Regions from separate parts of the Homo sapiens genome. Here region 1 is linked to region 2. A link is an interaction called in ENCODE POLR2A ChIA-PET data of the cell type or tissue named here. Cell type or tissue: PC-9. All regions are shown on one strand. Links, peaks and the distances in the headings refer to the core of each region. The heading gives the core; the rest is flanking DNA. Region 1 overlaps LOC105372547 (a long non-coding RNA gene). Region 2 overlaps DSTN (destrin, actin depolymerizing factor).

Region 1 (15,297 bases), core at 831-8,830, 99 kb after region 2:
TGGATTAACTCTGGAACACTCAGTCATTTTCCAGCAGTGAGACCCGGCTTCAAATGAAAGTCAAGAATCCCAGCTTCTGGCTGGCAATTGCTACCAATGAGTCCTACTTGACCAGGGCTGGGCCATCTAACCTTTCTGAACATGGGTATACTCCTTTAGGACAATCACTCCTTCCTCTGGGTTTCAGGGAGGAAATTCATTCGTTCATTCATTCATTCATTCATTCACCGGTGTTTGTGGAGTGCCCGGTATACAGTGCTAAGCTGGGCAAGCAGCCTAGAATGACACATAGGTCCAGTGAAGACCCAGCTGCCCTCAAGGGCCTGTCCAGGGACAGGGACCTCCTTTATCCTGTTCACTGTTTATCTTTTTCCGGAAGCAGATCCTGGCAGTAGGGTTTGTTCAATCATTCATTTGGGGGATAATCATAAGAAACATTGGTGGAGAAGTGGGATGAGCAGGAGCCAATAAGGGGACCAACATCAAGCCTGTGACTGGTGTGGGCACACAGGGCTCGGCGTCTCTGGGGATGCTGTGAAACTGTAGAACACACCCCAGAGACGTCCCAGCTGAGGGGTGAGGACCTGGTTATTTATCCAGCCACTCCCAGTCCTCATTGGTTAACAGCTTCTTCTGGGGGGACTTTAACCCCCGCCCCCATCAAGCTGGAGAAAGCCTTGCAGCAAGAAGCCCTTGGCAGAATGGTGAGTGCCTGGAGGCATGTCGGGGGCCACAGCAGTGTCTCCCACACTGTGAACCATAGTCCGACACAGCACCTGCACAGAATAGAGGCTTGTGAATATACGTGTTCTGTAAATATTGTCCCATGAGCGATAACATTACAAAGTCCTTAGGAGTGAGGAGTGTTTACAGAAAAGGGGCTCCCTGTTTGTTCCCTTACATAACTTAACATTTGATTTGGCCTCAACACAACATTTGTTTCGGGATGGAAGAGCAGCCCTGTCTGAGCCTTTGCATTTCCTCTGTCCTTGCCCCTCATCTGCCAACAGCCAGCCCCAATGTGCTGTGAAGACTTCCAGCCTCATCATCCTCATGCCCTTTGGGCAAAGAAATCAGTCCCGCTGCACCAGGCTCTGTCAGGGCAGATCTGCACACCCTCAGGGTGGCCCGACTTTGACAGCCACTGCTGTGCCTGTGGACACCCATCTTTAACCCCCTGCAGCCTCGTCAGCTCTCCCAAGGCGTATCTGGGAAAAACCAGATCCATCCCTAGGACTAGATGGACAAGGGTTGCCTGTGGTGGGAGTGAGAGGCATCCCCCCAGGCTCAAGTCTTCTGCTAAATCATGCAGCCCTCCAGCAGCACGAGAAAGCCCATCCCACAGTCCAGCCTCCAGGCTGGGGCTCTCAGATGGGAACAGGTCATTTCAACACAAAGTCAGCAGTCTGGGAGCCCCCAGCCGGGGGAGTTACCCCACCCTGAGGGGAGCAGAGGCTGACAGCAGAGGTGTGAAGAAGTGGGAGGTAGCCAGGCCAAAAAGGGCACACTGGCGAGGAATAGCATGGGCAAAGTAAGGCATGATGTTAGCCAGGTGTGGTGGTGTGCCCATGCAGCTCCAGCTAGCCCCAGGACTGCTTGAGCCCAAGAGTTCCAGGTTGGAAGAAAGAAGAAGAAGAAGAAGAAGGAGAAGGAGAAGGAGAAGGGGAAGGGGAAGGGGAAGGGGAAGAAGAAGAAGACAGAGAAAGAGAAGGAGGAGAGGGGGAGGTGGAGGGAGAGGATGATCTGAGATCACATCATCTCAGTTTATCTGTTGAACAACTCAGTTGTTGGCAAAGCCTGAAGGGCGAGGGAGAGGCTGGGAAGAGCTGGTTCTACACAGGTGATCATAAGGGAAACAGGGAACTTCCCTGGGGTGGTGCAGATGTTTCATATCTTGATTATAGTGATGGCTGTGGTAAAACTCATAGGATTGTACACTCTTAAAAAGAGTACATTTGGCTTGGAAGCAAATTATGCTTCAATCAACCTGACTCAAAAAAAGGATGTATTTGGTTTTAGTTGTGTATTAAAAACAAAGCATTATTATTAGAAAAAAATTAAACATACAAGAATAATTACCTAATATGGTCCATTAACTCATGACAATAAATTGCAAATATTATCCGAAAGACTAGACAGGAAGATGGGAATATATTATATCTCACAGTTTAAAAAGAGATTTTGCTTTGTCAAACAACTATGAAAGGATGATAAATGACAAGTACAATAAAATATCATGTGAAAATAAAAGCCACTGTGATAATAGAGAACATGTTTAGGTTTCTTGTGCCAGGTACCATTTGAGACACGCTACAAATACGTAAAGTTATTTAACCCTCAGTACAACCCTATAAGGGAGGTAGAGTTATTATTTCCATTTTAGAGATGAGGAAACCGAGGCACAGAGAGAGCAAGGAACCTGCCCATGTCACAGGGCTCGTCGGAGGAGTTACATTGGTCCCCAAGGCTCATGGCAATAACTCTTGCATTCAGCGCCAGGTCGTGGAAGGTGTGCTGTGCCTATAGAAGGGGCAAGATTTGAGCCTAATCCTTTGAGAGTAGCAACTCAAGGAAGGGTTTGTGATTGATGACAGCTGTGATGACTCCTTTGACGTTCTATATTTTGGGTGGATGCTAGGTTTGGGGCCCACAGGGTTATAAGACCCACAATAGCTCAGGTGAGAGGTGACAAGGGCTGGAATGGGGCAGTGGCAGGGGTAGGAGGTGCAAGGTCCTTCAGGAGGGGTATTAGGACATGAAGTAGTAGCAAGTGAGGCTTAGAGACCAGCAGGAGTGAAGGAGAGAGGGGTTACCCATGAGCCCTGTTTCTGGCCTGAGTGATAGGGAGCATGGTGGTGTCACTGCTGGGGCAAGGCACACAAAAGAATGAACAGATTGGGGACAGAAGCTGGGGGAAATGTTGTATTGTATTTTGACATGTTGGATTTCAGGAGCCTAAGGCAAGTCCAGGTGGAGACAATGTTTCCGTAGGTCTGAGGCTCAGGGGTTGTTGTCAGGGTCAGTGATGCAATTAGGAAACCTAAGCATACCCTTGGAGGTTCAGACCCAAGGACAGCAATGACTATAACCAGTGGATAGGGTGGGAGTTGCATGTGGATGGGAACAGGAGAAAATGCTTGAGTCCTGAACAGAGAAAGGAAAAAACCCACAAAAGAGTATGTATCAATCAGCTTTTGCTATGTAACAAACCACTCCCAAACTCAGTGGCTTAAAACAAGTATGGTTTCTTATCAGAGCTCACACATCTGTGGGTCAGCTGAGGCTTGGCTGATCTTGGTTGGCTCACTCATAGGTCTCTGGGTGGCCTGAGAGCTCACCTCCAGCCTGGGCTTGGCTGGGGCACCTTACAAGCTCTGCTGCACCTGGCTCACCCCCTCTTCCTGTGATCAGCAAGCTATAAGGGGCATTCCCTTCTCACGGTGATGGTTGAAGGAAAAGAAAATAAGCAGAAATACATATACAAGGTGTATTGGATAGGTGAGCCCAGATTCAAGGGGCGGGGAAATACAGGGAAGGGTAAAGCAATGGCACCAGTGATGCAATCAACTACTGAGTCCAAGAAGGAGAGATGGAAAAGGTAAATCAGGTGAGGATGGCCTCAGCAAGGGAAGAGAGTTTCAAGAATTGGGGATGGTAAGCACTGTTAAATGTAGCCTAAAAATCCAGCAAGATGAAGACCGGGGCACATGGCAACTCAGGAGTCACCAGGGACCTTGGGGAAACAGCTTTAGAGGAGGGGTATTTGGTAAGGACACCACCAGATCGTGGAGGGCTAAGAAATGAATGGGAGTGGAGAAGGTAGAAGGAATGTACATCCATTCATCCGACAGATGAATCCAGCTGAGGACCCACTAAGTGTCAGTCACTGTTCTAGGTGCTGGGGAGAGAGCCACGAACAAAGGAAGGGTCTTCTCTCACGGAGCTCACATTCTAGTGGGAAGAGAGATAGTAGACAAAGCAACCAATAAATAAGTAAGAAGAATTGAAGTGGTGCAATGGGCTACAAGGAAATGAGAATGGGCTCAGGTGATGGAGAGGGATGGGGATTTGGAGAGGGGGAGCGCAGTGGATGTGAAGAAGATGGACAGAGAAAGCCTCTCTGAGGAGGTGATGGTTGACCTGAGACTTAAATGACGAAAAGAAGCTGATCTTGTCTTGGGAAAAGGAAGGGTAAGTGCAAAAATCCTGGGTCAGGGAGGATCTTCGCAGCTGGTTCAGGGAACAGAAAGAAGGTTGTGTGGCTGGAGCTCATGGGCAAATGGAAGGGAGAGAAAGGAAGGGGGTCTGCAGGCAGGAAGGTCCCAGACCACGGAGGCCTGAGGATACCATGGGAAGCTGAGGTTGGGTGGGAGATTTAAGCAGAAGAATGATGCAATCTGATGTGCATTTTCAAAGATCACTTTAGCAGCAATGTGCAGGATAGATTGGACAGTGTAATGGAGGATTCAGGACTCAAATTAGGAGACTGTTCCGAGATTCCAGGCAAGACATGGTGGATGATGTGCTGGTAAATATTTAACAACTGGCTCTCAGGTGCAGATGGGGATGGGGGCACTCCCTGATTTACAGCATCTGCCAATTTCTGTGGTGTAAATATTCCCATCAGAGCCAATTGATTTCAAGCTATGGAGTCATTGAAGGCAAAGATGGGAAGAAATTTGCAGTAGCACACCACTGTCTACTATTTCTACCATAAAAATATGAGAGACACAAATCATTCCAAGAGTATAGATAGTAGTACAATGTACTAATTAGGAAGTGATGGTTTTGAGTATTTATTACCTTTGTTTTTAATATGATCTATTTCATTTTAAGTTTATATAATTTAATTTTTAATAATGACCATGTTTAACCAACTGCTGGAAAAATTCCTAAAAATGTAACAATCAGCTGTCATAAGCAGGCTGGCTCTACCATACCACTAGATACAATAGTCATGTGGATCAGAGTGGAGTGTGTGTGTGTGTGTATCTGTGTGTGTGTGTGTGCATGTGCACATGCATGCCTGAGTGCATGGGAAAGAGAGAGAGAGAGACCCAGCAGGATTTTTAAATGTTAGAAAAATGAGATGTGCATGTTCATGTTGGCATTTCTGCACCCATATCATCTCCCTGTCTGAACTGTGGATTCATTAGGGTCAGTGGCTCTACCCAATGTTTAATTATGAACACCTAGTCCAATGCCTTTGTCCTGGTAAGAATTCTCCCTACCTGGGTTAGATCTCCCCAGAAGCAGACCCTGAGAAAAAGTGTTGGAGTGAAAGCAGTTGGAAGGTGATCCCAGGAATTACCAGTAGAGAAGTGGGGAAGTAAGACAGGGAATGTAAGGAAGTCAGTGAACAGTGCATCAACAGCAAGTTACCACTGTGAACAGCTGACGTGTAATACCATTGAGGAACTCTCTTGCTTCCAAACTGAGAAGCAAGGAAGCAGAGTACTTATTCACCAATTCCTATTCATCACTGGTTGAAGGCTGCTCCTGGAGGCATTAGCTCTCTGGTATTTCCAGCCCACACCTCAGAGAAAGCACTTAGGAAGAAGGTTGCTGGTGTTTGCAATCACAGGCTGTTGATATGCACAGGAATGGCAGAGGGGATGTGGGCAAGGTGCCAACAGTGTCTGCTCCAAAACTCATAAATATTTATTTAATGAATGAACAAATGAATAAATGAGTGTAGGACCGTTTGAGCTTCTTTAAACACTGACTTAGAGTTTTAAAACAGAATAGAGGCTGGGCACAGTGACTCACGCCTGTAATCCCAGCACTTTGGGAGGCCAAGGTGGGGGGATCACCTGAGGTTAGGAGCTCGAGACCGGCCTGGCCAACATGGTGAAACCCCCTCTCTACTAAAAATAAAGAAAATTAGCTAGGCATTGTGGTGGGCGCCTGTAATCTCAGCTACTCAGGAGGCTGAGGCAGGAGAATAACTTGAACTTGGGAGGTAGAGGTTGCAGTGATCTGAGATTGCACCATTGTACTCCAGCCTGAGTAACAGAGTGAGACTCTGTCTAAAAAAAACCAAAAAGCAAAAAACAGAATGGAGAGCCTTCCATTGCATAGTCAGCACATGTATCACGCACTTTTGCAAAATTTAAATCAGAGGACCTATGTGATATCCCAGACAATTAAAATTCTGCAATAGTTTTACTCAAAACCAGAGCAATGTTGTTACACAACAAAAATCTCTATAGACTATAGTAATTGTCAAAACAAAAATAAAATATACACAAAGGAAATAGATGTAAGTGTGAACCCAAGTTGCCAATTTTTGTGGCTGCAAGTGGTAGTAAAAGAGAACTTGGGAGAAGAATATTTGGTTTGTTCTGTGCGTAATGTTAGAAGTGAGCTTACAGATAGGAGTTTTTGCAAAAAATGACAATGATTGACTTAGTGGCTGGTGGTGAGTCCCCAGAGAAAACAAGAAAAACCAAAATAATAGGTGAATGATATTTATCTGACACTTTTCTGTTTGTAAAGTGCTTTGTAATAATTGTTACTATAACCATTATTATTATTATCCTCAGTTCACAGGTGAGGAGCTGACGTTTAGAGAAGTACAGTTGCTTGCTGAAGCCTTCACATTTACAGATAACAAAGTTAAATAAGCCCTGAACACTCCAGAAATGGCACCTTTGTAGGATACATCTCTCTGCCTCTCCCACAGAAATGCCAATGGAGAAATGAGCAGGTATAACAGACCCTACGTGAGTTAATGAAACCTTTCTCCTTTCTATTGTCCTTGCAGGACTCCATGCATCTTCCCTTCAGTGCAGTCATTGGATAGTAGCAAGCACTTAGTAAGCTGTCAAAAATGTTTTAATTGAACCAATGACACTGTCTAGCTGTGCTGTCCAGCTATGGTGTCTTAAGAATCCTGGATTCACAACTCCCTATCTCAGATGGGAAGTACCAGTCAGAAGAAACATTTCATGGCCCTGAGGTGTGCCTGGCATGACTAGGTGCCTCACATTGGACATCTTGGGATAAAATCCAAGGTTCACTGAGTTGGAAGGCACAATAGGGCTTCGTCTATCCATCCCTGAGCAGAAGGCATTCTTAACTAGTCCAGCTAGTTAGACAACTTGGCTCTTCTCTAAGATTACCAGAGATGAAGAGCTCAGGACTTTGACGTGTAGTCTAGAACTTCATCTCCCATTCCTGGTTTAGTAAACTCATTCATTCAATAAATATTTATAGAGCACTGCTGCACACTACAGTCTATATGAGCTGCTAAGAATTCAGCAGAGAACAAGACAAATAGGACCCCTACCCTCAGTGGGTTGATAGTCTAGTGGTGATGGGGGATGGGGGGAGGCAATCAGTATTTCAATAGATGGTTGCTTAATTTGTGGTAAGTGCTCCAAAGTAAATTCACAGGGTGAAGTGGTATATGGAAACTGTGAAGGACCGAGTTGTCTTTTTCCCCCCTGCTTTCTCTTTCCAATCCATCCTGCTCACATTTAGGAAACTTAACATTCCAAAACCACTACTTCTATCTTTTCTTGTCTCCCCTTCAGGAGCCTAAAATTGTACCCACCATGTCAAGTCTCTGTTTCTCTGCCTGACTTTTGTGGACCTCCATATACCAGTGCCCCCTGACATTCACCAAGCTCCTCCTCTTCCCATTTGTACCCCATGTGCCTCTGCCCAAAGCACACTCCCTATAGCCTTGCATGCCATTCTTGCCCTCTCATCTTTCAAGAGCTGTCTTTGGTCATTCATCCTGTAGTTGGTGCTAAGTTTGCCAGGCACCCTCTTGTTGATAGGGGTGCAAAGTTGGATTGAACTTGGTTATTCTCTGCCCTCGAAGAGCCTATGGAGCTGATTCCTCCACAGGACTCCAGAATACATAGCTACCACTCTTTTCCTCTGCCCCACCAACTCCCTTTGGAGACCACCACAACACAACTGGGCACCCGAGTTCACTGCTAGATTCTGTACATAGCAATCCTGACTCTTCAACAAAAAAGCTTATAAAAGGCCTGAGTCATACTTGTTTTTTCCTTCTGAACTCCCTGTGATTTCAATTCTGCAATGAGTTGGTTTTAGCTTCAGGAAGTCCTTTCTTATGTCTACCTTAAATCACTTCTACATCACTGTGCGCTTATTTCTTAGAGTCTTATTCTTCATGGCTTTAGGGCAGAGCTTCGGCACTCTGCTCAATGCTGGGTCTCTGCTGAGTGTTCACAAAGTGCCTGTCACTTGATTAGTAAGTGCCTGGTACTTAAAAATCATTATTTGATTCCCTCCTCCAGGTTCTTCCCTCCAGACTTAAAAACTGCAGCTTCTTAAATCTTTCTTCCCCAGCCACTTAATCATCTTGTGACACTTCTCAAATTCGGTTAATCAGCATTTTTTCTTTATTTTTAAATGATTAGTGAGAGTTTTAAAGAAGGTCCTTAAACCAGAGGCAAAATATATATATATATAATAGTATTCAGAAAGGGTCCACCAGGGCAATTGAGTTCATCTCCCTGTCTTTGGCCCTGCAGTCCCTTCTGCCAGCTAATAGATCAGGCCAACTATCCCAGCTCAGCACAATCGTCCCAGCCTCTGATCTGAATGTGCACTGCAGAAAAACTAGATTTGGAGGGATGAGAGCATAGCCTGCAGCCCCACTTGTACTCTTCTTCAGAAAGCTACTTGTCACTGTGGTCAGAAAACTCCAGGCCAGGGCAAAATTTACTTAGGTGGTTGAATTTAGGCAACTTTTCATTCTTCCTTCCAGTGCCATTTCCTGGTGAATCTGCAGATTCTCATGAGATTTTAGGTGTTGTGTGTGTGTTTGTGTGTGTGTGTGTGTGAGAGAGACAGAGAGAGAGATTACCTCAGATAGACTAATTTGCACTAAAGTTTTACTGACTTACCATGAAATGCCTTTCAAGCATTTTTGCCATAATACCTCTAGTGTCAGACGAGAGTGAATGTGGACACCAAGGAGGGGCATGGCCTTTAAGCCATCTGTCCAAGAAGACATTGACGTTACCATTAAACACCCATATGATTTTTTTCCCTTTTTCTGAGACACAGTTTCACTGTCACCCAGCGTGGAGTGCAGCAGTGCGATCTCAGCTAACTGCAACCTCTGCTTCCTGGGTTCAAGCAATTCTTGTGCCTCAGCCTCCCGAGTAGCTGGGATTACAGGGATGCACCACCAAGCCCAGCTAACTTTTGTATTATTAGCAGAGGCGGGGTTTCACCATGTTGGCTGGGCTGGCCTCAAACTCCTAACTTCAAGTGATCACCTGCCTCAGCCTCCCAAAGTGCGGGGATTACAGGTGTGAGCCACCATGCCCGGTCCCATGTGATTTTTTATTCTTCTTCAAGCTATTTCCACATAAGCTGGTTTTCTAAAAATGGAAATAGTATCATTGTTATTTTTATGATATAAGAGTAATACATTTGAATGCATAATACAGATAATACAGGACAAGATATCAAGAATAATGTAAAAATCACCAGAAGTCCCAACCCCCGATGTCATAGTTTAATTTTTTTCCCTTCTACACTATTTTCTAAGACACATTCCTTGTTTTAATATAAAAAAAGTTTTAAATTACTTACCACTGCATAAAGAGATTCTGGCTTATCTTTGTGGTAGCATCAGGTCCAGGCCCTGGGGAATTGGCCCAGCCTGATTTCCACTTTGAAAAGCTGGCACTCAGATGTGATATCTCCAGGAACCATGGACATTTCAGAAAAGGAGGGAAGAGACAGGGCAGAAGAACTTTCTGGAAATGTACTGGATGGGCACTTTTGAGAGGAGTGGGTGCTTTCCTGCCTTTGCACAAGTCACCCACAGGCAGCGGGTGGCCATTGGCGTGGACAATGTCTTTTGCAGTGTGCTGGTGTTTCCCTGAATGACCTACCTACAAACCTAGATTAATCTTCCTTGCAGGGAGGCTTCACCCTCCCTCAGCAGAGTGCTAAACACGCCAATTTCTAAAGAAGTGTTTTCTTTCTTTCAGGCACGAAAATTAATGAGCTCCGTCTTTGGCATGGGCTAGAAAATTCCACTGTGGCATTGGCAGGGTTTATGCAGAATCAGAACTTTAAAGCAACCCTGCGCTGAATGCTGCGAGGAACAAAGGTAAGGCAGATTGGTCTGACTTCCTTGCTCACGGTGGGGAAGAGACGGCGGGGAAAGGAGGCAAGGACAAATCACCTGGCTAGGAGAGGTGTGTCCAGTGGGAGGAGGTGCTTTCCCGAATTCTGAATTCTTTTCGGAACGTGTCTCTGCAGGCAGCACAATGCCCTCCTTATTCCCGCATCTTCACACCACGGTGGCTGACTTGGAGCCTGATGGGCAGTGGCAAGCGTTCAGATCTATGGCCGACGGGCACGTCTTGGACGGATTCCTTCAGCCACTGGGGTGGGAACAAGCAGCATTTGCCTCACAGTCTCTCCTTGTTGCGATGAATTGGCAGATTGAACTGAATACATACAACGTGTGGCCTAATTGTCAATAAGTACTTGTTCGTTCATTCAGTAAATGATTTTTGAGCACCTACTGTGCTCCAGGGGCTGGACATACAGCAGTGAACAAAACCGATGCAAAGCCTCTCCACAAGGTGGTATGGGATGGGAGGTGGACAGTCAGCACAAAACCAAGACAATTTCAAGTACTCATAAAACACAGTGATGGGACAGAGTGGGAGGAGGCTATTTTGGGATGATTAGGTAAAGCCCCAAGAGACACTGGAGCTGAACTCTGAATCACCCGAGGGAACCAGCTGTTGAAGATGTGGGAGCAGAGGTCTTCTAGGTGCAGGGATCAGCATGTGCAAAGGCCCTGAGGCAGGAGGGTGTTCGACAATCTTAGGAACTGAGTGGAAGCTGGTGAGGAAGTAGTGCTCATGAGCAAGGAGTTAAGAGGTCAGAAACAAAGGTAAGCCCTGGATTTATTAATATATTGTGTGAAACATTGCATCTAACATTGTAGTGTTTTATAGTTTGCAGGGGGCTATTTTTGTTTTTTCTCTCTCTTTTTTTTTTTTTTTTTTTTTTTTTTTTTTTTATTGAGACAGGGTCTTGCTTTGTTGCCCAGGCTGGAGTGCAGTCATGCCATCACAGCTCACTGTAGCCTTGACCTCCCAGGCTCAAGTGATTCTCCTCCCTTAGACTCCCAAGTAGCTAGAAATAGAGGTTCGTGCCACCAGGCCTGGATAATTTTTTTAAAATTTTCTGTAGAGACAGGGTCTCACTTGGTTGCCCAGGTTGGTCTTGAACTCCCGGACTCAAGCAATCTTCCTGCCTCAGCCTCCCAAAGTGCTGGGCTTATAGGTGTGAGCCACCGCACCCTGCCTGCAGAGGGCTTTGAACATACACTATCCTAATTCAATCATCCCAACAAACTGATTATATAGATAAGAAAACTGAGGCTCAGGAAGTAACTTCCTTTAGGTCATAAAACGAGGAAGTAGTGGGACAGGGACTTTGACCAAGGACTCTGTTTGCAAAACTCCAGAGTTTTTATAGACCACCATAAGCACTTGCCTTTAGCAGCTTGAAATTTTTAAAAAATGAACATTTTTCATTCTGTTATTTAAAAAGTAAGGCTGGGTGTGATGGTGTAATCCCAGCACTTTGGGAGGCTGAGCCCAGAGGATTGCTTGAGCCCAGGGGTTTGAGACCAGCCTGGTCAACAAAGGGAAGACCCCATCTCTACAAACAATAATTAAAAAAAAATTAGCTGGGCATGGTGGCATGCCTGTAATTACTCGGGAGGCTGAGGCAGGAGGATTGCTTGAGCCTGGGAGGTCAAGGCTGTAGTAAGCCATGTTCACAAACCTGCACTCCAGCCTGGGGTACAGAGCAAGACCTTGTCTCAAAAAAAAAAAAAAAAAAAAAAAAGTAGAGTCGCATAGGTAAAATTTTGGTAAATTTAAGAAGATACAAAAATTACCTATAATCTCATCTGTGAAACATAACAACTAGCACATTTTAGTGTATTCTTTCCAGTTTCTTCCCCTAGAAAAACCTAGGGTGTGTGTGTGTGTGTGTGTATTACACATTACATATGCACACACCACACATACATATATGTGTATATAGTCACCTTTATTGAGGTGTAATTTACATGCTCTAAAATTCACACATTAAGTGTACAAGTTGATGAATTTTGACAAATGTATACACCCGAGTAATCATCGCCATGATAGAGATCTGGAATATTCCCTTCATCCCATGGAGTTACCTGTGCCATTTAACCTGTTCCCCCATCCCCCACTCCAGGCAATCATTGACCTTATCTCTGTAGCCTCAGATCAGTTTTGTCTATTCCAGGACTTCATATAACAGGAACCATGTGTGTACTCTTCTATGTCTGGCCTCTGTTGCTCAGCATAATGTTTTCAAGGTTTATCATGTCATCATATATGCATCAAGAGTTTGTTCCTTTTGTTGCTGATTAATATTTCATTATAAGAATATACATTCACCTATTAATGGACATTCACCTGTTAATGGACATTTGGGTGTTTTTGGTTTGGGGCTATGATGAGTAAAGAAGTTATGACCATTCCTGCACAAATCTTTTTATGGACATGTTTTCTTTTTTCTTATTTATTGTAGAGATAGGGTCTTTCTATATTGCCCAGGCTGGTCTTGAGCTCCTGGCCTCAAATGATCCTCCTACCTTGGCCTCCCAAATTACAGAGATTACAGGCATGAACCACCACACCCAGCTTGTAGATGTGTTTTCATTTGTCTTGGGTAAATACCCAGGAGTAGAATCCTAGCTTATAGGGTAGGTCTTTATGTTTAATTTTACAGGAAACTACCAGACAATTTTCCAAAGTGGTTATATTATATTACATTATGTGAGAGTTCCAGTTGCCCCACATCTTTGTCAACACTTAGTATTGTTGCTCTTTTTAATATTAGCCATTCTGGTGGGCATGTAGAGGTTTTAATTTGCATTTACCTTATCACTAATAATGTCGAACATTTTTTCCCAGGTAAGTGTTTTTATAGTTGTAATTCTTTGTCTGGAGGCAGAACTAAAGACTGTTTGAGGCCATTTTTTGAGTCCTGGGTAATGCTGAAAATATTGATATTGTTATTGATGCAATGCTCTGGTACAGTAGGCTTCATTCTTCCTCTAGCCAAGTTGAAATGTGGAGGAAAATAACTCTGGGTGCCATGTTGCTAAAGAAATGATTTGTGTGAATGATCAGCCAAGCCGCGATTGGATCTTTTCAGTGGCAGTTCCAGAATTTCAGTACATGCCGTGTCTGATTGGAAGAATGGGAACTGGACTTGAAGAGTACTTTCTCGACATGGTGTTTTCATTTGGATTGTAGTGTGTTAGCAGGATCTCTAAGAGATCTGATGGTGATGATGATGATGGTGATGATGATGATAATGGGGAGGAGAATGTGGAAGGAGTTAGGGTGGAAACTAAGGCTCCCTGCAAAAGCTATGGCAGAGTTGGATTAATCCTACCACAGTGCAGGTGTGAGGCTGGGTGTAGCATGGTATTGAGCAGAACACCTAGGAAAGCATATTAATCCTAACAGGCCAGCAGATATCCCTAGCGAGCCTTCTCTAAACACCTGAAACTCCCCCAAAAGCATGAACAAGAGCCATATTTTATATGGTGCTAGCTCCACCTCCATATTCTTATTCCAGGAGGAATTGTCCAGGGAGATGGAAAGCAGGTGGAATTTGTGTAGCAAATCAGTCCCCTGGGGGTAGCACATTCAGGCCTCCCTGTGCAGAGGAAAAGGCCTTTGGGCCAGGTTGCCAGGCCTCCCCCTGAGCATATCAGCTCATGTGTTTCCTCAAGACATTCCTAATGATACTCCAAAGGCCAACCAGCAGAACACCTCCATCTGCCCTGAGACCTGACACTCACCGGTTCCCAGACATTCTGAATTATACCAAGCCAATTTATATAGTTTCTCCATCTAAATGTGAACTTACAAAGAACAGACATCATTTCTTATTTACAAAGTCTTAGTTTGGGTTCCCCCTGAAGCAGACCCTGAAACAAGGATTTGAGTGGAAGCAGTTTATTTGCAGTTTGATCCCAGGAAACATAGGTAGGGGAGCGGGGAAGTGAGGCAGGGGATGGGGGCAACAATGTGGGGTATGTTAGCAAGCCAGTTGCCACTGTGGGCACTGATATGGTTTGAATATTCGTCCCCTCCAAATCTCACGTTGAAAAGTGATTGCAATGTTGGAAGTGGGGCCTGGTGGGCGGTGTTTGTGTCCTGGGGGCAGATCCCTCATGAATGTCTTGGTGCTGTACTCATGATAGTGAGTTCTTGTGAGAGCTGGCTGTTTAAAAGTGTGTGGTACCCGGCCGGGTACGGTGGGTCATGCCTATAATCCCAGCACTTTGGGAGGCCAGGATGGGCGGATCATCTGAGGTCAGGAGTTTGAGACCAGCCTGGCCAAAAAAGTGAAACCCCATCTCTACTAAAAATACAAAAAAATTAGCTGGGAGTGGTGGTGGGTGCCTGTAAATCCCAGTTACTTTGGAGGTTGAGGCAGGAGAATTGCTTGAACCCGGGAGGCGGAGGTTGCAGTGAGCCGAGATCACGCCATCGCATTCCAACCTGGGCAACAAGAGTGAGACTCCATCTCAAAAATAAAAAATAATAATAAAAAAAAAAGGTGTGTGGTACCTCCCTTGCCTTGTTCCCACTCTTGCCATGTGATACACTGGCTCCCTGTTTACCTTCAGACATAATTGTCAGCTCCTTAAGGCCTCACTGGAAGCAAAGCAGGTGCTGGCACCGTGCTTCCTGAACAGCCTGCAGAACTGTGAGCCAATTAAACCTCTTTTCTGTGGAAATTACCCAGCCTCAGATATTTCTTTATAGGAAGAGAATGGCCTAGCATAGGCACCTACGGGTGGGTCCTGTGGGTCCTCTGGGACATGGAACAGGACATGACTCCAGGTTATTCCACCTGAGCAGGGAGGGAGCTGGGTTATTTATCTACCAACTGATAATAGTCATTGAATGAGGACATTCTGCAACTTGCAGCTGCCCGCTTGTAGGCAGGGTGGACTCCAGCAGCTGGCAAAAGCCCCCAAGCAAAGATACGCAGGTACTGGCAGCTGGGAGTCAGATTACCTTTGTACAATGAAGTTGTAAGGCCAAGAGGCTATGGGCAGGGCACTGACAACGTCAGTTGTGCTTCCCCAAAACGTGGCTCAGTTCTGGCAATGAATAGATCCTCAGTAAAGCGTGCTGGTTGAACCCAGAGAGCTCAGCCAGCTTTGGCCCCAAAGCTACAGCTCCTGTTTATTCTCCAGCAACCCCT
Region 2 (15,297 bases), core at 2,998-10,997:
AACCTCCGCCTCCTAGGTTCAAGCGATTCTCCTGCCTCAGTCTTCTGACTACTGGGATTAACAGGTGCGCGCCACCACGCCTCGCTAATTTTTTATATCTTTAGTAGAGATGGGTTTTCAACCATGTTGGCCAGGCTGGTCTCAAACTCCTGACCTCATGATCTGCCTGCCTCAGCCTCCCAAAGTGCTGGGATTACAGGTGTGAACCACCACACCCGGCCCCGAAGTATACATTCTAATGGGAGAGACAGTTAAGAAATAAGTAAACAAATAAGATAATTGCAGATTTTATACGTATTATGATGAAAATAAGGGAATGAGAGAGTGACTATCTGGAGACTGCCAATATAGATTTTTCTCACACACTTGAGTTAATCTATAAAGGATAAAACTGTATTTCCCATTTCCCAGTGTGACGTGAGTGCCAGGATAATTCAGTTGGGGGGAGAATAGTGTTTTCAACAAATGGTGCTGGCACAATTGGATATCCGCATGCAAAAGAACGTATTTGGATCCCTGCTTCATACTGTATGTTGTATTTAACTTAAAATGGATCATAAATCTAAATGTGAGCACTAAAGCTATGAACTTCTAGAACACATAGGTATAAATCTCTGTGAACTTGTGTTAGGCAATTTTTGTTGGTAGTTTTCCTGGCCTTTCTAGGCAATGACACCAAGAGCACAAGTGACAAAAATAGATAAATTGGACTTCATTGTATTCAAAAATGTTCATCAAAGAACACCATCAAGGAAATGAAAACACAACCCACAGAATAGGAAAAGATGTTTGCAAATCATATACCTGACAAGGAGCTTGTGTGTAGAATATATTAAAGGACTTACAACTCAACAATCAAAAACCCACTTGTTTGGGCAAAGGATTTGAATAGCTGTTTCTCTAAAGATGTGCAAATGACTAATAAGCCAATGGAAAAAAATGCAGAACATCATTAGCCATTAGGGAAATGCAGATCAAAACCGCAAATACTGCTTTGTACCTGCTAAGACAGCTATAATGAAAAGATTATTGTAGCAAATGTTGGCCAGGCTATGAAGTTGGAGCACCCATACATTGCTGGTGAGAATGTAAAATGGCGCAGTAATTTTGGAAAATAGTTTGGCAGTGCCTGAAAAAATTAAACTTGGGAGCTACCGTATGACTCAGCAGTTTACTCCTACCTACATATCCAAGCAAAATGAAAATGTATGTCCACACAAAAACTTGTACACAAATGTGCATAGCATTATTATTCATAGTTGCCAAAAGTGATAATAACCCAGTGTTCATCAGTTGATGGATAGATGGATAAATGTAGTATATCCATGCAAGGGAAGGGAATATTATTTGGCAATAAAAAGAAATGAAATACTGATACATGCTACAACGTGGATGAACATTGAAAATATGCTAAGTGAAAGAAACCAGTCCCAAAAGATGACATATTGTGTGATTCCATTTATACAAAATGTCCAGAATACACAGATCCATAGAGACAGAAAGTACATTAGTGGTTAGTAAGGGCTGGGGTGGGTGGGAGTGGGAATGAGGAATGACTGCTAATGGGTTTGGAGTTTCTTTTTTTTTTTTTTTTTTTTTTTGAGACAAGGTCTCTGTCACCCAGGTTGGAGTGCAGTGGCATGAGCATAGCTCACTGCAGCCTCTACCACGCTGACTCAAGTGATCCTCCCACCTCAGCCTCCTGAATAGCTGGAACTACAGGCCCATACCACCATCCCTGGCAATTTTAAAAAGTTTTTTTGTCAAGATGAGGTCTCACTATTTTGCCGAGGTTGGTCTTGAACTCCTGGACTCAAGTGATCTTCCTGCCTCAACTTCCCAAAGTGCTGAGATTATAGGCATGAGCCATTACACCCAGCCCAGGGTTTCTTTTTGTGGTGTTCAAAATGGTCTAAGATTAGGAAGTGGTGGTGATGGATGCACAACTTTGTGACTATACTGAAAACCCACTGAATTTACTACACTTTAAACGGGTAAATTTCATGGTATATAGAATATATCTGTAAAAACTACTTAAATTGTTTAATAATATCATGCATGTACATCACCCTCATGTTAAATTTATTTTTATAAGAAATACTCTGTCATCTTGTGCATAAATCTTGCATTTCTTCAAAAGAGAGTCCTAGGTATGAAATCACTGAATCAAAAAGGTGTGTGTATTTCTAATATAAAAAAATATGCTTACCTGCAGGGCACAGTGGCTCACGCCTGTAATCCCTGCACTTTGGGAGGCTGAGGCAGGCGGATCACCTGAGGTTGGGAGTTCGAGACCAGCCTGACCAACATGGAGAAACCCCATCTCTACTAAAAATACAAAAAAATTAGCCGGGCGTGTTGGCGCATGCCTGTAATCCCAGCTACTCGGGAGGCTGAGGCAGGAGAGTCGCTTGAACCCAGGAGGCGGAAGTTGCAGTGAGCCGAGGTCACGCCATTGCACTCCAGCCTGGGCAACAAGAACGAAACTCCGTCTCAAAAAAAAAAAAAAAAGGCTTACCAGAGAAAACTTAGAAAATATAGAAAACTAGAGAGAAGATAAAAATCAGTTATAGCCTCACTTTTAGAGATAAAATTGTGGAACTTCTTTTTCTTCTGTACTGTTTTTCATAATTGAGATTATACTGTACATGTAACTTTATATCCAGCTTCTTCATTCACTGAAAGTAAGTCATAAGTATTTCCCACATGCTTTTCAAAACTTGGCATAAACATGATTTTAACAGCTGCATCAGGAACTATCCTGTGGATATACTATCATTTACTTTGCAGTTCTCCTGTTTTTATTTCTTTGGGCTGTCTGTTTTTTTAGTATTATGTAGATTATTTTCCTAGAATAAATTCCTAGAAGTGAGGTTACTGGGTTAAAGGGTCAATGGGTATGGATTATTATAAGGCTCTATGATATAAATGGCCAAATTGCTTTCTAAAAGATATTAATGAGTAATAAATAGGGTTGCCTGTGGTGGAAGACAAATCTGGAAAAGTAGGTTGGTTTACACAATAAAGTGCTTTTTATGGTCTGTTAATAAATAAGGACTTTATCTTGTGGGTGCTTGGGAATTGTTAAAGACTTAATCTTGGGAGTGATAGGAGATTTTGAGAGTAAATGAGAGGGAATAGATTTGAAATACACATTGAAGGAGGAATTGGCAGGGCTTAGAAAACTAGGTGTGACTGGGAAACAGGTAGATTAGTTAACCAGCAATATCAAATCTGTTTCATATTTATTGATTTGCTAGTTAACCATCCAGAGAGAACTAAGACAGCTTGTTAAACCAAGGAGAAATTTTTCACATTTAGCTTACTGTTTGGTTAATATGCTGTTTCTCAAAGAGTAGAATACTGAAAGTATTATTCACCTTGAAATAAAAATTATATATCTAATTTAGTATAATTTACATAAAGTGAAATTCACCCTTTCTGCTGTAAGTTCTGGAAGTTTTGACACATATATATGTACACACACATATATACACACACACACATATATATACATACACATATATAGTTGTGTAACTACAGCCACAGTCAAAATATAGAATAATTCCTTCACACACAAAAAATTCCTCATTAATCCCTCCTCCTATCCCCAACAACCACTGATCTGTTTTTTGTCTCTATAGTTTTACCTTTGCCATGTAAATGGAACTGTACATTGATACACTTTGAGTCTAGCTTCTTTTCACTCAGCATAAAGCATTTGTGCCTCAGCAGTTCTATTTTATTGCTGAATTTTATTCCATTCCCCAGTGGAGAGGTATATTTTATTTTATTATTTATTTATGTATTTATTTTTCTGGGTTAAGGAGCAGAAAGTTTAATAGACAAAAAAGAAGAGAGAGAGAGAGAAAGCTTCCTTATGCTGAGAAAACAGGTCGCCCGAGAGAGGGTCTCCCTGGAGAGATATATTTTAATTTTTTCTTGTCTCAGTTAAGGATGGGGCAGAATATTAGAATGATTTTTTCCTCTTTCTAATGCTCATAAATCCTTGAAACAGTCATTTTCTCTACCTTAGATAAAACTAATAGAACTTACTATTGCACACTTGATAGACTACAACCTTTATATGCACAGGGAAACCAAAAAATTTGTGTGACTTGCTTTATTGCTATGGTCTAGAATTGAACTTGCAGCGTCTCCAAGGTATGCCTGTATATACTAGGAAAAGGGACATATTTTAGGACAAAACCAATGGCTTGCCTCATAGGACCCAGTTTCATCATTGCAGATTTTGATTTATAGCTGCAGGTGATGGTTGTGCCTAGGAGAATGGTAGGAGGTATTGTAATTGAATCTTACTGTGTTGAGAGAACTATTCCCTTCTCTTTGCTGTTGATATGGCTTTGCTGTTTAACCACTTAATAGTCATGTGGAGAAAGAAGAGATGCACATTAAATTCTTAGGTTTGTTTTTAATTCGTAGTTTTGATTATCAGAGAACAAATGGAAATTACTGTTTCAAATCAGTCTTAAGCTGTTTGGTTTCTTTATCCATAACATTCTGTTACCCAAAGATTTCAATAAAAATTGGCTGCATTGTTAACTAGAAAGAGTCGAAGAAGCTCTAACTAGATTTTCTGGTTAATGTAAGAGTCTTTGCTTAGTGCATGGAAGGCCTTATGTGTGTTGTTTTAATCAGTCCTTTTGAGTTAGCAGTATGATAATTCACATTTTACAGATGATGAAGCTGAGGATTAAAGAAGTTAGCTGACTTGCCCAAGTTACAGGATTTTAGTAAGTCTGATTCAACCCTGTGGTACACTTTCTCCTCTGGTTAAAAAGGTCTTCAAAGGTTAAATGTTCCAAATTCTGTTTTTGAGAATAACACAGCCAGTTTAAAAATATATATATATTCAGTATTTGACTTGCTCAATTTTCCCAGTTAATTGTAAAATCAGAAATAGCCCTGTGTGTAGTATTGTTACATACAATGAAGTTATCTTTATTGCTGTTACATAAACCTTATATTTTAAATCCATTATTTCACTTCTTCCCCAATAACTAGGCTTTTGTTTCTCAAGGAATAAAAAAAAAAAAAAAAAATTCTTGTTATGGCATCTGTAAGAATTAAGGTCTTTGCTTAAAGTCAAGTCCTTATTATTTTTTTGAGACAGGGTCTTGCTCTGTTGCCCAGGCTGGAGTGCAGTGGTGTGATCTTGGCTCACTGCATTCTCCACCTCCTGGGCCCAAGTGATCCTCCCTCATCACCTGAGTAGCTGGGACTACAGGCATGTGCCACCACACCTGGTTAAGTCAGGCCCTCTTGTATGAAACTTTATGATGATCCTTCATTTTGGTTGTTTTGACTCTTTCCAAATTAACACTCGGAATAGGTACTTTAAAAAAAAAGAGTTTATCTGAATTTCTCCCAAGATTTCTTCCTTGCCCTCAGAAATAGTTAACCATAGTTAATTGTAGTAAACTAGAATTGAAGTCTTTACCCTTGGAGGCATTATTCTTTTTTTTTTCTTTTTTTCTCTTTGAGTGACTTTGATATTAGAGGCATTAGTCTGTCATTGTGTACATGATAACTGAGTTTCCTGATGACAGCAGGCATCAATCAAGCTAAATAATATATTGTTTTCTGAGGCAGAAAACTATGAAATATGGTCAATAAATTTGTTTACTCCAGACATACTACTTTGGTATTAACAGAGTTAATTTTATGTGTTACTTTATATCAAACTATTTAAAATTTAAAATTTCTTCAGCTTTATTAGCCACACATCAAGTATTCAGTAGCCACACTTGGTAGTGATTACCATATTAGACAGTGCAGAAAAGGGACATCTTCACCTTATGTAAAATGCTGATTTACTGAGCACGAGACCAGTACATAATGTACTGTTCCCTACTTGCTTTTTTTCTCTTGCACAGTGTATGACCATACCCTCCTTCTTTCCCCTCCAGGCACGTTTCCCCTTTAAATATTGAAGACCTCAAAATCATCTTTGCAGAAAGGCATAGGCCACAGACTGTTTCCGTGCTTCTGGGTTCTTTTCTTCTAGGCATGTCCTAAACCTTGGCAAAATAAATTTCTAACTTGATTGAGACCTCAGGTACTTTTGGTTTACAGAATTCACCTATGTCCTGGAATCCCCTGTTTGAGTTATCCCACCTTTCCAGACTTAACCAATGTACACTTTACCTCTATTGATTGATGCCTGCTTGTAACTTCTGCCCCACCTAAAATGTGTAAAATCAGTCTGTCACACAACCACCTTGGGCACATGTTCTCAGGACCGCCTAAGGCTATGTCATCAGCATGTCCTTAACCTTGGCAAAATAAACTCTAAATTGAGGGGAATAAAAAGGAACATTTGGCTGGGCACGGTTGCTCACGCCTGTAATCCCAGCACTTTGGGAGGCCGAGGCGGGCGGATCACAAGGTCAGGAGATCGAGACCATCCTGGCTAACATGGTGAAACCCCGTCTCTACTAAAAATACAAAAAAAAATTAGCCGGGTATGGTGGCGGGCGCCTGTAGTCCCAGCTACTTGGGAGGCTGAGGCAGGAGAATGGCGTGAACCCAGGAGGCAGAGCTTGCAGTGAGCTGAGATTGCGCCACTGCACTCCAGCCTGGGCAACAGAGCGAGACTCTGTCTCAAAAAGAAGGAACCTTTGTATCATCACAGAAAGTTCTGTTGGACAGCACGGCTCTCTAGAACAGTGGGACAAAGGATTTAGTAAGGCATGACTTCAAGATGGTGGTGGTGGTGGGGAGAGTGTTTCAGCACTCATTTACATATGGTCACCTGTATCCTCTGACTACTCCAGAACTACTGTTTACCTTCTCCAGAGAATAAACTCCAGAATTCCAGGGGTAAGGGGCTGGCAGCAGGATGGCGTTCAGGAGGGAGTCTAGGGATCTTTGCTTCTCAGACCCATTTCACTCATTCTTCCTTATTTGAACTTCCATATTTCTTCTCTTCTTGTCGTGGTGGACTTATGTTCTTTTTCTTTTTAATCCCATTTTTATACTTTAAGTAGAGTTTTGGTAGGGAGATGTATATATTCAACCCCTAACCCTCCCTCCCCCTACTTTTTTTTTTTGAGGCAGTCTTGCTGTGTCGCCCAGGCTGGAGTGCAGTGGTGTGATCTCTGCTCACTGCAACCTTCGCCTCCCAGGTTCAAGTGATTCTCCTGCCTCAGCCTCTTGAGTAGCTGGGATTACAGGCACACACCACCATGCCTGGCTAATTTTTGTATTTTTAGTAGACACGGGGTTTCACCATGTTAACCAGGCTGCTCTGCTGACCTCAGGTGATCTGCCTATCTCAGGCTCCCAAAATTTTGGGATTACAGGCGTGAGCCGCAGCGCCCAGCCAAGTTCCGCATCTTAATATAGGACCTGTGAGGCCCTGAACACTTCTGTGAAGCAGAAATGTGCTGAAGAACTTGTCACTCTCATTTTATTTATTGTCTCAGCATGATTGTTCAGAAGCATCAATTATAGCAGCCAAAAGCCCAAATATTTTGTCATTAGTCATTCTGTTTCTATTGGCCCTTGTGCAAGGCATGGTATAAATAAAGTAGAATCGTGAACCCAGTTTTTAACTCCCTAACTCCTTTGAGAAGTTGGTAGAAGTAGGTAGATTAAGATGCTGATGACATTTTTGCCAGTTTGAAAATTTGCTATTGAAAATTTGAGTATTTGTCTGCAGTATCCTACATTCAAATATTTCAGACTTTACCTTAGAAAAAAATTTTTTAATTAATAATTTTCTGAGGTAGTTAAAATAGCTTTCATCCTGTTTTCTCTATTAATAATAAGGATCATGTGAAGTTTAGTTGTCATTAATTATGTAGCCAAGGTCAGGTGTCTGTCTTGAGTTTAGTAGTACGGAAAAAGACCACCGTTTCTGATTTATTTTGGTTTAGGAGGGACTGCTGTAAGCTATCATTGCATTTAGCTTTTGGACTGGTTCAGTTATTTACAAAAATCAAATTAGAAAAATTTAATGCTCACGTTTCAAAGGTTACTATCCTTATGCTAGAATTGAGAGAATTGTTATTTTAAGTTGTGTTCTGTCCTTTGCAACTGTAAAATACCCAGTGTTCCATATTCTTTGTAACATTTACTTCCCTCTGTGAGTGAGTAGTAACATTTTTAAAGAAGCTTACACAGTGATTCTTAAGTATGCATGCAGGGCCTCAGATGTATTGATTTAATCTCTGAAACATTATTTCACAAAAGCTGTGCCAGAGGAGACTCAGACAGGTTTGAGAACAAGTTAAAAACTGGTAGTCAAGCGAGATAAAATGCAGTGAAGTATATTTTTAACAGCTATTTTTTGACATGGGGGTGGAGCTCTAAGAGCAACTGTTCTCCAGTGGTCACTGGTACATGGAGAAACTGAAGTTGTGGATAACATATCTTTTTAAGGTAATCACAAAGCTCTTGTTATGATAGCAGTCTATTTTTGCTCTCAAGATTTTCCTTCCCATTTGTGCAGCAAACTTGGTGCTATGTTCAGAGTATCCTTTAATGGTCTTTATTGTTAAAACTGTGTACTTGAATATCAGTAACTCTTAGAAAATTTTTTAAGTAAAAACAATTTGATTTTGCTTTTTTAAAAATAAAGTTTAGGTTTCTTGACAAATGAGCAATTAAATCTAATAACCTAACATTTTAGAGAAATACTAGGGCTGGGCATGGTGGCTCACACCTGTAATCCCAGCACTTTGGGAAGCTGAGGCAGGAGGATCACTTGAGGCCAGGAGTTCGAGACCAGCCTGGGCAACATAACAAGACCCTGTTTCTACAAAAAAGTTAAAAAATTAGCCAGGTGTGGTGGTGTTTGCCTGTAGTCCCAGCTACTCTGGATGCTGAGGTAAGAGGATCGCTTGAGCCCGGGAGATTGAGGCTGCAGTGAGCCATGATTGTGCCTCTGCACTCCAGCTAGGGCAACAGAGCAAGACCCTGTCCCCCTTCCCCCCCAGAAAAACCACGGAAATACTGAAAGAATGGGACTGATGGGAAAGGCTCTTTTAGGTAAAAAGATAATAAATATCTGTAAAACAGATAATTCTGTATATTGGTGTTACAGCCACTTTTGTTTTAATATTCACCATGATGTTGTTTTGTGATAACAAATCATCCAAAATTAATACAAGAACTCTCAACTATTATTATAGATAAACTATTATTTAGTATAATTGGGTTTTTTTTTTTTTGGGCAATCCTGTATATTTTATTTTATTTGAAACACTATTTCCAGAAAGGGCCCATAGGCTTTGCCAGGAGTCCGTGGCACACACAAAAAATGCTTTGACTTTGGACCTACTAATATTGGTAAAATAAAGTACTCTTACCACTACTGCTTCATTATAAAAATTTTGCCTGTAGGCAAAGAAGCCCCTATAGCAATGAGCTACGATTTTATTCTCTTTCATGAAATTTCAGAGCAATCTTAGTGATCATCACCTGAAGCTTAGTGTAAATACAAACTCTCAGACTCTACCCCAGATATTCTGAATCAGAATCTTTAAAATCTGCAGGTGATTCCTGTGCACATTAGAGTTAGATAATAACTGATCTAGTCCACTCCCCTAAGTACAGTTAAAGGAACAAATTTAATTCAGAGATAATGACTTGCCTAAGGTGACATAGCTAGTTAGTAGAGGAATGGGGATGGATTGTTACTCTCATGATTTTAGTGCTTTAAGATATCTCCTTTTGGTCTCTGAGATGTTAATAAATTGCAGTTACTTTAATCATTGTCTTCTTTCCATCTGCTAATCTTTACCCCAGATTTTCAGTTCACCCACTAGAGGCAAAGACGTAAGAGAGCTACCAGCGTATTGAGAGGAGATACACAGGCACTACGAGAATGGAGTTTAGAAGAAGGTCAGAGCCCTGGGCAGTGTTGGGCCAGGCTTTAGGGTTAGTATTCCGTGCTTTCTGTCTGCCTCATGGTTTTAGTTTTACTGTATAAAAATCATTATCAAGAACCTAGGGACTACAGCCAGGCATGGTGGCTCATGCCTGTAATCCCAGCATTTTGGGAGGCCAAGGCAGGCAGATGACTTGAGCCCAGGAGTTCGAGACCAGTCTGGGCAACATGGCAAAACCCCATCTTTATAAAAAAATACAAAAATTAGCTGGGTGTGGTGGCATGCACCTCTAGTCCCAGCTACTCAGGAGGCTGAGGTGGGAGGATCGCTTGAGCCCAGGAGGTCAGGGCTCCTGCAGTGAGCCATGATCACATCACTGCACTCCAGCCTGGATGACACAGAGAGACCTTGTCTCAAAAAAAAAAAAAAAAAAATCTCGGAACCGGTTATTTAATCTTTATTTCTTTTATCTCGGTTTTAATATTCACCATATCTCAAGGATGTGGTAAGTAAACCATGGTATAATAAATTTAAGTATATTCATTAAATCTAACATATACTATACCTTGTGGGTTTTTTATTATTTTTGCAGGCAAAATTTAGTATATAGTGTTACTAGTCATGAAGAGCCATACTACTAGTTACTAGTCATGAAGAGCCATACTACTCTAATATCAAAGCCACCACAGTGGGGAAATTAAGGAAAGTGAGCATTTGGCATTATTAATTAGCCTCCTGATCACCATACAGACTCCTTCCTTTCCACCTCCCCTCTCCCAGTCCAGTGATTGTCAACTACAATTGATTGCACCTATGCAGTTCCCATCACTTCCTCCTTAGTAATGCTGCCACTACCCTAGTGAAGGCCTTTTGCACCTCTTGCCTTGGTTGCTGAATTAGCCTTTTAGCTGGAGTGCCTACTATAATTTTCTTCCTCTTCTTGTTCTCTTACGCATGGCTTCATGTATTTTCCCAAAGCACAACTCTGTTCCTCTTACTCTTTTTAAAAATATCCAGTCTCCAAACCCCTGAACCTTCTGTTGGAGGCCTTTTCCATCTCAACCTGGTGCGAGTCTCCAGTTTCCTTCTCCCTTATCCTCATCTCCTGTTGTATTTGCTGGGTTCTCTTTGTCAGGAGCAGTCTTTTCATCCTTTCAGTCCCCTTGTTTTAGAGTGCTTTTAAGTCAGCATGAAACTACCTGATGAACTGTCTTTCTGTTTAAGCTACTTTCTTTAAATTCCCTTCCACTGGAGTTTATCAAGGAATAATGTATATTCTACCAAGTATTGAAGCTTTGTATGTGCTGTCCTTATCTTCTCCATAAGTCAAACTAATGATTCATCTGACTGATCTTTGATTTTTTTTTCAGGGTAACACAATAATGAATAAGACAGACACCGTTTATCTTAAGGAACTTACAGTCTTTAAGAACTTGTGGCCTTAAGGAGATGATATTAAGTAATTTTAAAGATAGAGCATTGAAGTGGTAGGAGGTGGTGTGTGGTGGAGATACATGATCTTATGGGAGCATGTGATACTGGTTTTGATGCAGAAGACTTTTCTGCGTAGTGAGAATTGATCTGACATCTAAAGAGTATTAGCCAAAGAACTGTAGGGAAGTGCTATCTAGGCAGGGTGTATAGTATGAGCAAAGGCCCTGAAGTGGGCCAGAGTATGGCAAGTACAAATGACTGAAAGAAAGCCAGGGTAGTGAAATTGCAGTGTGTGGTCTATAAGATAAGGCTAAAGAGGTAGGTATAGCCAAATGGAGCCCATTATTGGGCTGGGGGTGGTGGCTCATACCTGTAGTCTCAGCACTTTGGGAGGCCAAGGCAGGACAATAGCTTGAGGCCAGAAGTTTGAGACCAGCTTGGACAACATAGTGGGACCTTGTCTCTACAAAAAAAATTTTAAAAATTAGCTGGGCATGGTGGCACGTGCTTATAGTCCCAGTACTCAGGAAGCTGAGGTGGGAGGATCACTTGAGCCCAGGAGTGCGAGGCTGCAGTTTGCTATGATCATGCCACTGCAGTCCAGCCTGGGTGACGAAGTGACACCGTATCTCAAAAATAAATAAATAAATAAATAAATAAATAAATAAATAGCTATTTTTTACCTTCAGATCAATGGAAAGCCACTGGACTGTTCTAAGTATGGTGATCAGATTCATGTTTATGTAGAGGATGAATTGGAGGGTAAAGGTGATGGGCAGTTGGTATGGGCAGTCTTGTTGTATTAGAACTGCAATAACAAATTAAATTCAAAATCTCAGTGACTTAACACAGTAAAGATTTGTCTCTGTCACGCAGAGTCCAGAAGGGTTGGGCAGCCTTCTCCTATCATGAAGTATGCTTACCAAGGTCATCTTGGTGGGAGAAAACAGAGCTTTAAGATCACTTTTATTTAACTTTTATTTAATTTTTGATGTTTTAAAAATCATTTTATTGTGGTAGGATTCACATCTAAAAAGCTGTATTTAGTGTATTTAAAGATCACTTTTAAAGGGCCAGGACTGGAAGTAGTTTACATAACTGGGCCCAGCTTGGCTGTTCAGAACTCAAATGGCTGTTCAGAACTCAGTCATACAGCCAACTCAGCTTGCCAGGAAGGCTGGGGAATGCAGTCTTTCCTGTTCAGCCAAGAAGAGAAAACAGTATGATGTATACATATCCTAATCTCCCTCCTCTGCAGCCACTTGAGGAGTTACTGCAGTCCAAGTAAGAGGCAATGGAAGCTTGGACTGAGGGTGAAATGAGATGAATGTATCAGAGAAAGATGAAAATCCAAAGAGTAAGATAATGGAGGAGTTGCTAAGAACATCTCTTAGGCTTGGAGCCTTATGTGACTAGGAGGGTGGTGATAGCTACTGAGAAAGGAAGACTGGTTAGAAATGGACCAGCTTGTTTTTTATTTTAGACATGTTGTGCATCACATGCCTTTGAGACACACAACTGGAGATGTGAGATAGGAAGTTGAATGTAAAGACTAGAAGCTCAGAAGAGCAGAAGTCTGAACTAAGTTTTGGCTTAGATGATTGAAAGCTTGAGCTTGGGTAAACTCTCTGAGGAAGAATGCAGAGTTCGTCCTTTCCTTCCACACTGCCATCAGCCTCTGCTTTCCACTGCATTGTCCTACCACCCTCACCCCTTGACCTCAGCTGACCTTTTGGAGGTCCCCAGAGCCCTTTTTCTTGTCCTTAGGTAGTTCCTTTTGGAACTCCCCGTCATAGCTGTTCTGAATTGTTAGTAGTAGTAGATTGGAGGAGTGCCCTCAAACCCATCCTACTCCTCCTGCCTTATACTTCACAGAGAAAATAGAATCTTTCAGACACAATTTTTGGCAGTGTATCTTCCTTCCACCTCAAAACTGTCATTTTCCCTTCCTCCCTGTTTCAGAGAAAAAAATGTGTATCTTTTTCTTAGGCTAACTCTCCCATCTGTGCTGTGGATCTTACCCATTTCTTTAGATCTCTGATATTGTTAATTTTATGAGTGATTAAGATTATCTCCTCTGGAATTGCTTGAACCCAGGAGGCAGAGGTTGCAGTGAGCCGAGATGGTGCCATTGCACTCCAGCCTGGATGACAAGAGCGAACGTCCATCTGGAAAAAAAAAAAAAATCTCCTCTGGAGCCAAATTGCCAGAGTTCAAATCCCAATTCCTCTATTGTTTACTCTGTGACCCTGGGCAAATTATTTAATTTTGCTATGCATCTTTAAGATGCAAATAGTGATAGTAGCTGTCTCATAGAATTGTTGTGATTTAGAAGTGTCTAGCAATAGTAAGTACTCAGTGTATGTTTTAATTTTTTTTTAATGTTTTGGCTCTTCCTCTTTATTCCTTCAAGTTCTTAAATATCTAGAACAGTTACATCTCCCCAATCATAAGACAACTTGCATGAAGTACCATTCAATCTTCCCTTTTTTCTTCATTGTTAACCATCTTATGTTTTCTGTCTTTACCTCTTCAATTCCCCATGGGTCCCCAGTCCATTATGGTTGACTTCTGTCCCATTTCTCCCATCTGTTGAAATGTTCAGAGGCCCAATTGCCAAGCCCAGCGATCTGTTTTCATTCTCTGAAATACTGCAGAATTGGCTGTTGATGACTTTCCTCCTCAAAATATTCTCCCTTGCTTCTAAGATGCTGCTTTCTTCCTTCTTTTTCTTCTTAGTTTTCTGATTACCTCTTTTTAGTGTCCTTGATGGGTTTCTCTTTTTAATTTTTACGTACTCAGTGGTGAGAAACTAGATTGGTTTTTCTTTTGCTGCTTAATGTTGGTGACCCCATGGTGTGGGCTAGTCCAAAATATGGATTAGGTGAAGCCTTCCAACGAGATCCGTGCTCATATTTCTGCCACTGTCTGGTCATCTCCACCTAGATGTCTTGCACAGTCTTCAGAGTGGATGTGTCGTACTGTGCCATATTTCCTTTTCTGTTCATATATTGCAGTCTAGTCACTAATCGAGAGAATCCTGGGGCTTCTCTGATACCACTCTTTTGTGTCTCATTCAGCTATATTGGTTTGACTTTGACATGTCCTTGAATTTTTCTGTTTTTAACCTCACTGCTGTAGTTCAGAGCTTTCTTCTCTGAATATTTGTAATTGTGTCAAAATTGGTTTTCTGCTTCCAGTTTCTGTGCCAGTTTCTCCTTCAAGTATTCAGTGTTAATTTCCTCAAGCACAAGTGTCTAATGGTATAAGAAACCTCCACAGACATCACTTCTGATAGAAAAAAAGACAAAATTCTTCCTTACTGAGGCTTTTAAGGAGCTTGTAAGTTACAGCCAGATTTGGCTGAGATTTATCTGTTTTATAATTGCAGAATGCACATTTACTTTGTTTTTGATTACTAGTACATCATTGATTTAATTTACAAATCAGAATTTAGAATGTTTGAGATGCTTAGATATTGATTGATGTATTTAAAGATTGGTTGATTGAATATAAGGCTTTAGATGTTGCCTTCCTGCTTTTAGAAATTGCTTGTTGGGTCAAATGTGACTTCAACATTATGGACTAGGGAGTTAGAGGGATTGGGATCTGTTTCTAGTTCTTCAATTTTTGTTGCTTTGAACATTTTATTCATCTGTTGCAAAATGGAGATTCTTAACTTGCTTAACATAAGATACGTTGTAAAGATCAGAAATATGCTACTCCTAAAGCAGTAAAAGGTTTAAGAAAAGTGCTTTTTAAAATTAGGAATGTGGTAATATTGTGTACTTATGAGTTTTCTAGTCCTAATTTTCTGTTTCTGCCACTTTATTAGAGTGAATGTTCATTTATGAACAGAAAATGTGGAGTAGATGGCATTGGAGTGTGTTATTTAGAGATCTTTAATGAATGAGATGATGAAATAGCCCAGTTACCTTAATATTAAGTAAATGCTAGGATCTTAGTGTATCTTTCTCCCAGGATTCTTGCATGTGTTTTAAAGTGA

Evidence for each region. Peaks named below come from ENCODE experiments on the same cell type or tissue, not always from the same donor. Only the 100,000 strongest peaks of a DNase experiment are listed, where the experiment ranks them.
Region 1: POLR2A ChIA-PET joins it to region 2 with 17 read pairs; 20 of 35 experiments call an interaction of 5 or more read pairs at or near these places.

Annotation. Positions count from the first base shown.
Region 1 is chr20:17,683,596-17,698,892 of GRCh38, forward strand. It overlaps LOC105372547 (a long non-coding RNA gene), which reads right to left. Exons shown (of 2, transcript XR_937294.2): 2 at 14,021-14,585. It also overlaps a transcript of BANF2 not described here. Among named protein-coding and RNA genes, the nearest start is that of BANF2, 8.7 kb to the right of the region's middle. In PC-9, for the core only: no CTCF peak of the experiment used is centred there; no DNase peak of the experiment used is centred there; H3K27me3 peaks cover 3,864 bases.
Region 2 is chr20:17,582,158-17,597,454 of GRCh38, forward strand. All of the region lies in intron 1 of DSTN (destrin, actin depolymerizing factor), which reads left to right. Among named protein-coding and RNA genes, the nearest start is that of DSTN, 20 kb to the left of the region's middle. In PC-9, for the core only: no CTCF peak of the experiment used is centred there; no DNase peak of the experiment used is centred there; H3K27ac peaks cover 1,715 bases.